Linked DNA regions of Mus musculus: region 1 is linked to region 2. The links are chromatin loops, found by intact Hi-C in ENCODE. Cell type or tissue: heart. All regions are shown on one strand.

Evidence for each region. Peaks named below come from ENCODE experiments on the same cell type or tissue, not always from the same donor. Only the 100,000 strongest peaks of a DNase experiment are listed, where the experiment ranks them.
Region 1: it touches region 2 in a loop (4-fold over the local background); 5 of 42 quality-filtered maps call a loop at or near these places.

What each region holds. Positions count from the first base shown.
Region 1 is chr13:25,185,483-25,190,482 of GRCm38, forward strand. Dcdc2a (doublecortin domain containing 2a) reads left to right here. Exons shown (of 10, transcript NM_177577.3): 8 at 2,194-2,294. Among named protein-coding and RNA genes, the nearest start is that of Nrsn1, 82 kb to the right of the region's middle. In heart, a CTCF peak has its summit at 2,135; no DNase peak of the experiment used is centred here; H3K4me3 peaks cover 336 bases; H3K27ac peaks cover 336 bases.
Region 2 is chr13:25,345,466-25,350,465 of GRCm38, forward strand. No RefSeq gene overlaps it. Among named protein-coding and RNA genes, the nearest start is that of Gm34122, 13 kb to the right of the region's middle. In heart, no CTCF peak of the experiment used is centred here; no DNase peak of the experiment used is centred here.

The DNA of each region.
Region 1 (5,000 bases), 160 kb before region 2:
AGATGGTAAGAGATGGGGTGGGAAGGGAGATAGCAAGGTGAGATTTCCTTAACCAGGAGGCAGGAGGGGAATCCAATTAGATACTGCAGAGGGAGATGGTACAGTTGCATCCTGTGCTCGGAGAGAACAGTGTGGAAAGGAACAAAACACCCACAAAGTGTCTGGAGCAGCGGCACGTGAGGAGGGGGCATCAACAGGAAGGGATTGACATGTGAGAAGAAGAGTAAGCCTGGAGCTTGCTTTTCGCCTTACTTTCAATAAATGCTCACTGTGAACTTACTGTGTACAGTGCTCTAGGCTTACTCTTAGAAAACAAGAATCAGAAGCGAGATATTTGCTTCTGCTGTGTACACAGAGAGGGAGATAGCACTTGCCTGTGGGTCCTCCTCTACCAGGGGCTGAACCTCTACAATCTGCTTCCTAATTCCAGAGTGGCGTTTCTTTACTAATCTCAATGCAGTTAGACATCAATCAACTTCTTACAATGTCTCCTATCTGTTTCAAGATCCGATCTGCATTAGCAATTATGGCACAGTCTCGCCATACTTTTAATGTTTTCAAGGAACACTTAATGTCTTGATAAGTGCTCATGATATAATTTTAAAGTACTTAGTGACTTATACATTTCAAGTTTTATTTGTTTGAGAGGGAGAGAGAGAGAGGAGAGAGGAGAAGACAAGGAAGAAAAAGGGGAGTAAGAGGAGGAGGGTGTTGGAAAATGTTGGCAATTGCTGTCTCTGGACCATGAGGTATCGGAAGGGATTTATTTCCTTCATCGTCTAACTTTCCCAAACTGTATACATGTTATAGCAAGACGAATAACAACACTACTTTTAAGAAATGCATGTTCCCTAAGAATGTATAGCACCACCACCTTAGTAACATTTATAATGAGAATGAATTAGCATCCCAGTGGGCTCTTCCCTCTGCTACTGGTTTTGGTTTCAGTTGAGCCTGGTAGACATTTCACTCCACTCCAGCCCTCTTCCCTAATGCCAGAGGAAACAGTTCAGCTGCTGCCCTCTTACCTATGAGACCCCTGACCTCTGAGCAACTTTGCACTGTTCAGTGTCTCTCACTTTGTTGGGCTGTAAGCAGCCACAGGGAGCAGATTACATCAGTGTGAGTGCTCTACAGCGTGAGTGCACTGACCTACATCCCAGTCTAGGAACTAAGTCTCATTCATGTCTTACACTACAGTGTTGGTGTCTTATGTATGGTTATTCCTCAACAAATGTAAACATACATTTTGCATATAGTTAAGATTGACCTTGGACCTTTAGCAATGTGTGGTGTCATGTGGCATGCATTAAGTAATTTTTCTAACAATCATGCCTTTGTTACAGAAGACAGGATCAGTTTCTAGGCTGCAGGGATAATCAAACACTGGAGTAGCGTAAAGGAGGTAACATTTCCATCCTTGGGGAGCCTTAAAAATTAGGCAAAGAAGACATCTGTGAGGGTGGCTGAAGCACTAAATCTGTCTGGAAGCAAGTAGACAGACAGAATGACAGATGGCTCTAGGATTTGATTACTGGGACTGGAGAAGGGAAGGCCCCCCGAGGGGAGACATTAAAAGTTCTTCAACAGAGATTGCTGCTTTGCAAAGGGAAGCAAGTTACAGGAGCTTAGCTTAAATCCCTAGGGGCTTAGGTCTCTTCTGTTGTCAGAGCTTAAAGCCACAGGTTGTGAAAAATCCTGTAGAAATCTGCAAAGCTAGAGCACGCTGATTTTCCGCAGAAAGTCCACTGTGTGCATGAGCCTGTTGCAATAAAAACACGATTCCCTCCCCTCAATAAAGAGAATCGCTTGCCTACATTATATTGAATGCATAGCAATCTCCAGGGAAATGGAAACTCTTAAATGTATTGTAACACAGGGAACGTTGTCACTGATTGCTGGGTAGGAGGGGACTGGGGTCCAGCCAGGAGGCTTTTCCATCTCTGGCGACTGGCGGCACCAGTCAGCAGCAGTGTGTGAGCAGGCAGCCATTCCAGCAGAGCTCTGCTCTCCTTCCTCTGGCCACAGGACCTCCTCTCAGTTAAAGCATAATGATCGGGGCCCAGGATCTTTAAGAGGAACTGAAATCTACATATCCCTCTTTAGGTATTTTACTGTAATGTCAGCTTTCAGCCACACGATGTCACGATTGGATTTTGTTTTTTTTTTTTTCATATGAGTTTGTCTCCACAGGTGAAGGCATTTTCAAAGCTGGAGCAGAGAGATCTGAAACAAGGGGGGCAGCAGAAGTTCAAGAAGATGAAGACACCCAGGTTGAGGTTCCAGTGGACCAGGTAATCTTCCTGCCTCTAAACATTCACAGAACCCAGCAGTGATGGCCTTGTTACCCCCTCCGGCCCCGACCCCCTACACTCAGGCGCCAAGAGGTCAAATGACTTCTGAGGTATACCAAGTTCTTCTTGGTACTCCTCCAGAAAATACCCACCTGCCTCTCTTCAATGTGGAAGTGGTATGTTCTTAATAAGCAGGACAAAACAGAGGGAGCTGGATGTGAGCCACAAGCTCACAAAGTCCGATTTAAAAACGAAGCACTGGCTGGGAATTTTAATCTTAGGAAAAAGTCATTTTCTAAAAGAAAACGTGTTTTAAAAATGCCATGATAGTCTCTCCTTCAGGGTCTTCAATATTTTTTGTGGTTAGATTTCTCTTCTTCTTTTGTAAAGGAACTGCTCACATAAATAGAACTCAAATGTTTTCTATGTGTGTAGTAATGTCCTTTCCTAGGCCAGGGGGACAGTGGACTTATTTGTGTTACAGGAAGGTATGCTAACAGAAGAAATTAAGACATGTTAATTCTGGCTAACTTCAAGAAGTAAGCCAGTTATCCGTGTGCTTATGTGTGCTCATATGCCCAAGCCCCCCTTGTGTGTGTGTGTGTGTGTGTGTGTGTGTGTGTGTGTGTGTAGGTCAGAGGTAGACACTGAGAGTCTTCTTCAGTTGTTTTCTGTCTTACTTTTGAGACAGGGTTTCTCAGCAAACCTGGAGTTCACTAGTTTGCTTAGACAGCTGGCTGGCAAGCCCTGAGGATCCACCCGTCCCTGCCTTCTCAGCACTGGGTCAAAGATGTGTGCCCTGCTTAGCCTTTCATGTGGGTTCTGGGCATCTGACGTCCTCATGCTTGCTTAGCACGCTCTTACCCACTGAGCCAACTCCCTAGACCCTACCATGCATTTTTTTATTTATAGTAATTCCTTATTAAATTTGAATTATATGAATTACAGCATAGTTCTCTTCCCTTCACTTTTTTATTTTTTACACTGAAAGATCTTGCAGAGTTCATATTAATAATACAGTGAACCTTTGAAAGCCCCACTGTATGTACCAAAATGAGTTCACACATAGGAGTCCACTTGTATTCTAAAGGAGATTATAAATAAGGCAGCAGCCGTCTAACCAAACTATTGTACCTGGTACCATCAGTGTATACATTACATTGCTTTGCTATATCAAGCCTGGCTCCATATTGAAATAGCTTGGAGAACTTAAAAAAAATTGATACCTGTGTCCAAAAGAAATAAATTAATAAAATACTCCCTGTTGCACTTTTTAATATGATCATTACAATTATAACTTGAGGACTGGGGTTCAGTGTGAGACTCTGGAGAAAGGTAGAAGTCACTAGGAATTGCCATGTGTCCTGTGACTATTGTGTGCTATTTCCTTTTCTAAAAGCAAATTTCACAATCAGGCAGGTCCACGAGCGATCTTCCCACGCGTGTTTGTCTTATCAGGGTGGCAGTGAGGCTGACTTCTGACTATTCTCCCATACTTCCTGCATGCATTCTTCCCAGTGAAAATCCTGTTGTGCTAAACTTCACAGATTTCAAAAATCCAATTTATTTTCTAGGATTTGCTCTCACTAATAATTTTTCATAAACCCCAGTTGTAGTTTTTTTCCCCCTGGGAGAAAACACAGTTTTAAGTCTTGTGTGAAACCATAATTAAATATTATATTTTCGGACAAAGAAGAGTAATCATGTATGCACAAAATTTATTAGTTGTCAAAGCTAAGACTAATTTATATTCTAAAGTCAAAACCTCTTCTCAAGCAATGTGAGGGGCATCTGTTTGCCTAGGTGTTGTGTGCTTTGGAGAGAGGGGCATGGGGAGGGAGGATGGATCTCCTATGTCATTGGATCAGCCTTGCATCTCAGTGTCTGGTTTCTTATTGGACATGTGGAGATAGCTGAGAAAAATGCAGCCTGGGGAGTGAGAGACAAACTCAAAATGGGCAAGAAAAGCACCAGGAGACTGAAGGACCTGGAGGAGAAGCAGCCGGTGACAGAGGCTCCTCGGTGCTTCCCTCTGCCCTGTTCCACGCAGTGCTGGGATCCTCAGTTGCGTTTGTTCCACAGTGGGCACCGTGTGCTAGGGTCGGTGTCAGAGCCTCTTCTGTATGTTAGATGGCTTTAATCTGAACATTGCACGAAGCCAGTGAGGGTGTGGAATGATAATCACCAGTGGCAACCTCTCCATAACAGTAAGAGCAGCTCTGAAGACCACACCCATTTGTGGTACGCATTAAATATCAGCTACTTTTCATCAGGTACCTGCTAAGGGCTGAGAACTGCACGGCTCGTCTCTGGATAACTGTAGTGATCACTAGGCAGACAGACAGACCTACCATCCTCATTTTCCATTCACACACACATATATGTACATATATAAATGTTGATAAATATGCACATATACACACACATCTAGACACATACATGTATGTGTGTGAATGTGTTGTCAAAGATGTTTGTATAATGAATGGCCTTGGACGTACATAAAATAATCTTGTCATCTCAAATATTATGTATCTAATCTCTTGGTTTTATTTTTATTTTTTTACAATTTAGGTATTGTTTATTAAACCTTCAACCTAATGACTGTGGGAGCTAGTTATTCGAGCACTCCTCCCTCCTCCCTCCTCTCTCCTCCCTCCTCCCTCCTCTCTCCTAGCCATAACAAGTCAACACAAATATACAAGCATA
Region 2 (5,000 bases):
TGGCTCAGCCAGCGAAGTCCCTGTGCACAAGCATGAAGAGCCCAGTTCAGATCCCCAGCACCCATGCAAAGATAGGGGAATAATAGTACAGCGGTAACTCCCGTACTGGGAAGACAGAGACAGGAAGGTCCCTGGTCTTGGTGGCTAGACAGTCAGTCTGGCTGAATTAGTGAGCTCTGGCTTCACTAAGGCGCTTTGCCTCAGAACATAGGGTGGGATGGATCGGCGCGCGCACATACACACACACACACACACACACACACACACACACTACACATACAAATAAAAACCTTTAAATATAAGACAAGCAAGTACTTTGTATGAAGTTTAGAGTTAGAGCTGGTTGCTTAGCTAGATTCTGTAACCGGGGAAGCTTTTAAAAACCTGTGGAGTGTTCAGAGATGGTCAAGAACACTTTTCTGTGAGATGAGAACACACCAGCTGGGGGTGAGAAGCAGAGGCTAAGCGGAGAATAAACAAACCTTCAAACGCGGAAAGATAGAAACTTGACCTATTTCCCTCCAACTAATGGCAGTAAAATCCAATTTGATGAACCCGAGGGCATCTCATCTAGCCTGCTACTGTTCATAAGAGTCTCCCAGGCAATAGCTCCCAGCAGGTAATCACTTCAGCCTCAAGTGCCATTCTGCACAGCACCTGTATGAGGTGCTTCAAGGAAAATGTAAGCTTTTAATGAATGCAACCTACAGCAGTCTGCTGTGGCTTTAGACCCAGGTCCTGATCTTTTGAGCCAAAAGGATTAGACTCTGTCTTTTAGCTTCTGGAGGGAGGGCTGGATGTCCCAGATTTCAGAGAGGCATCCGTAGTGCTTACAAGGTTTCTTTAGGATAAGCACTGCAATAGTCACTTTCCTTTCTGCTGAGATAAAATACCACACCAAAGCAACACACAACATGGAAAACTTACAGTTCAAGGGGATCATTCTATAATGGAAAGCTATGGTGGCAGGTGGGATGTCAGGGGACAAGAATGGGAGGGCAGTGAGTCACACTGCATCCTTAGCAGGAAGCAGGGAGATGCATGAGGGCACCCAGATAACACTTTTTATATTATTAATGCTGAGGCTCCCAGCCCAGAGACTGGTGGTTCTCACAGTTAGGGTGTTTTTTCCTGCATTCAATAAGAATCTTAGAAGCTCCCTCATGGATGCGTCAGGGTTGCCATGGTAATTCTAAACCAGAAACATTGACCAGACCCACCGCCAGAGGCAGGAGCATCTCCTTCCTGGACTCTTCAGCTCTGTCATGCAGATGCTGCCACTTACTACTAACTACTACTTCCTCCTCCTCCTCCTCCTCCTCCTCCTCCTCCTCCTCCTCCTCCTCCTCCTCCTCCTCCTCCTTCGTCGTCGTCGTCTTCTTCTTCTTCTTCTTCTTCTTCTTCTTCTTCTTCTTCTTCTTCTTCTTCTTCTTCTTCTTCTTCTTCTTCGTTTTGTTTGTTTGTTTGTTTGTTTGTTTGTTTTTTGAGACAGGGTTTCTCTGTATAGCCCTGGCTGTCCTGGAACTCATTTTGTAGACCAGGCTGACCTCGAACTCAGAAATCCACCTGCCTCTGCCTCCCGAGTGCTGGGATTAAAGGCGTGCACCACTTACTTCTTGATCTTCTTTAAACACATTCAGCTCACCCACATCTTTATAAAGCTGTAGCACAGAGAGCTGGGTGTGCCATTTTTGTCTAAAGAGACTATGTGGTGCCTAAACCTCTGCCATTGCTTTCTTTACTTATGTAGTCAGGAATTCATTAAACAAAATGGATAAAGTGTATCAGACTGACCTTTGTCTAGTGATTTAAAAAATAAGTTCCCACACTACCCCACTATCTGTTTTGGAGTCCTTCCCCCTCTCACATTAAACCCATAGGCATTTATTTGTGTATCAGCCTAACTCCCTTTAAAATTTCAAGGTATTTGTTCACTCTTATTCTTTTAAAGCTTAATATTTTGTGCAAGATTCCTAAAAGTTTAGAAGGCATAGATAAAAGATTGCATTTGTAATACCTTTCAGGAGCCAAGGGGGATATACAGTTTTTTTTGTTTGTTTGTTTTTTGTTTTTTTCTGTATAGGAGGCTTATTCTAGGATCCACACGAGACTTTTGTAGCCTCTCTTCCTTACCTAACATCTTACCTCTGCATGCCCAAAGAACAGATCCTACTGCTAACTGGACTCCTCCCCTTGGATGATTCGCACAGGCTTCAAACTGTCCTTGAACTCTTGATTTCTAACCCAAATTACGGGCAGCATCACAGTTTCTTAGTTTGGCAAAGGGTGCCACCATCTGGTCACCTCTAGAAACCGGAATCCCAGAAAAAAAAAGTCACAGAGACCCTCCCACTTCCAGATCCAATAAAGAGTTCCATGGAGTGTGCTCTTAAAAAACCAAAAAACCAAACAACAACAACAAAAAACTTGCATAATTTCTCGTTCTTACTAGGTCACCCCCTTATGCCAATTGAATGTACAGTGTCTCTCTCACTTGAACAATGTATAGCTTCTCAATTGGGAATGAAGTTTATTCTTGGTGGACATCCTGGCATTTTTGAGCTATCAATATGGTTGTCACATTTCATCAATAAGTTACTTTTGTTCTTGGAAACTCCCCTGGACCTTGACCATGCCTTAGATCTGTCTAGAGCTCACATGTGCTGCTACATGCCACTGTGCCCTCACCTTTGTGCTGGGACAATGCCTTCCAGTATTTGAACACATTGCTCTGCTTCTCCTGAGGATCCCATTCCCATCAATTTGCCTGTCAGATATCTCCCCACTATGGGGTCCGAACTAATTGCCACCATTATTCATGGGAGGGCCTGCCTTTCTCAGCCTCTTCCCTTTCATTCCCTTTCCCCCCTACATCAGCCTTCCCTAACTGATGCTGTCCCAGCACTGCAGAGCCCAGGGCCCTTTCTAGCATGCTGGAAATAGTTTCATATTTGTTTTAGTGACAATGGAGTGAACGGGTCTTCCACAGCATGTGAGCTTGACGGTGTTTGAGTTTGCTCAATGTTAACCCTTGCCACACATTTATGTTTATGTCATTTTAATAACCTGTTCACCATATGTAATGTGTTTCTTGGGCCTAACAAGCTGTCAGTGAAAAGACAGGTGGAGATTGGGCCCGATTCTCCTGTACCAAAGTTGTCTACCCTTTGAAGACCAGATATACCTTTCTTCAGCCAGAAATCAAAATGAAGCCCTGGCTGAAATTTCTCCTTCTGATTCAGTTAGTTTGAAAACATTGCCATTGAAATGAATAAATATATTTTATGAAATAATATAAAATATACTTCCCATTATTAATTAAATACAATTAAAAGTATTCCTATGGTTGGTATATATGCCTGTACATATTACTGTTATGGCACTAATTGATGGTACATTATGTATAACAATAATATGTAATTATTTATGTATATCTATTAGCAATCTATACATTTGTAACCTATACTTGGCTAGCAAAGTGTCATTTTTTGGAACCAATGGTTAAGAGTAAAATTGCTAGGCCATATAGAAACTGCAGGTTCATTTTTATAAAAATCTGGCAAACTGTATTGTAGGATGGCCAAAACTTTTTATATTGTCACCAATGATGCATGAACAAATGAATTTTATTGCCACCAGGATGACATTTGTTACTGCCACTACTTTTTTTACTTTGGCTGTCTTGACAGGAATGCAGTTATCGCTTGATGGCCTTAATTTGCATTTTAAAAGTCGAATATCTCCACCTGTGCTCATTCACAGTCTGAGTAGTCACACTGACATTTCTGTATTATTTTCCACTTTTAATTTTGGATTTTCAGAGCCTTTGGGGCATTCTTTGTATATTATCAGTACTAGTCTGTGATCCGATATGTGGTTTACAAATGTGCTCTCTGTGTTGTTTGTTTCTCTGCATTTTGTTTGTCCCGTCCCTTCCCTTCACTCCCCTCCTCTCCCCTCCCCTCCCCTCCCTTTCCTTCCCTTCCTTTCCTTTCCTTTCCCCCCCAATCCCCCATCTTCTCTTCTCTTCTCTTCTCTTCTCTTCTCTTCTCTTCTCTTCTCTCCTTCTCCTTCTCCTTCTCCTTCTCCTTCTCCTTCTCCTTCTCCTTCTCCTTCTCCTTCTCCTTCTCCTTCTCCTTCTCCTTCTCCTTCTCCTTCTCCTTCTCCTTCTCCTTCTCCTTCTCCTTCTTTCTCCTTCTCCTCCTCCTTCTTTCTCTTCCTCCTCCTCCTCCTCCTCCTCCTCCTCCTCCTCCTCCTCCCCTCCCCTCCCCTCCCCTCCCCTCTTCTCTTCTCTTTCTCCTCTTTTCAGACAAAAGCTGTTTGGCTTCTAATTGACTGTGTAGCAGAGGTTGGCCTAAAACCGATCCTCCTGTTTCTATCTCCCAACTGCTGGGATTAAGGGATGGGCCACAGTATTCAGATGTTTCATTCTTTAAAAGGAATCCTTTATAGAGCAATTTGATATAGCCCAGTTAGTTAAGTTTTCCAATGGCAAACTTTGCATTTGAGATGAAGTCTAAGAATTCTTTGTTCATCTGTGAGTTATGAAGATTTTCTCATATACTTTTCTCCCTAAAATGTTATAGCTTTATATTTAATGTTTAAATCTATAATTGATTTTGAGTTAACACTTGTGAAATTTTGAAGTTTGGCTTGAGAGTTACTTTATACTCTTAGGCATCAAATTAGGCCAGCACGATTCATTAACAAAACTTTGTGCACCTTTCTCAAGACCTCATAGGACATGTGTCAATGGCTCTGGTTCTAGGTCACATTTATTTCTTTGAACTCATCACACTCTTAGCTGTGTACTAAGTTTTAACATCATCACATAAGTTCGTACCACCCACTTTATTCTTCTTTTCTAGGATCTTCCAGCTGTTCTAGGGCCTGTGTATTCTAAGTTCCAGGAAAGGCATGTCTTTGTCTTTAAATTATCTTTTTGGAATTTTGATAGAAACTACATTACATCTGTCTATGAGTTTATGTAGAATTCATGG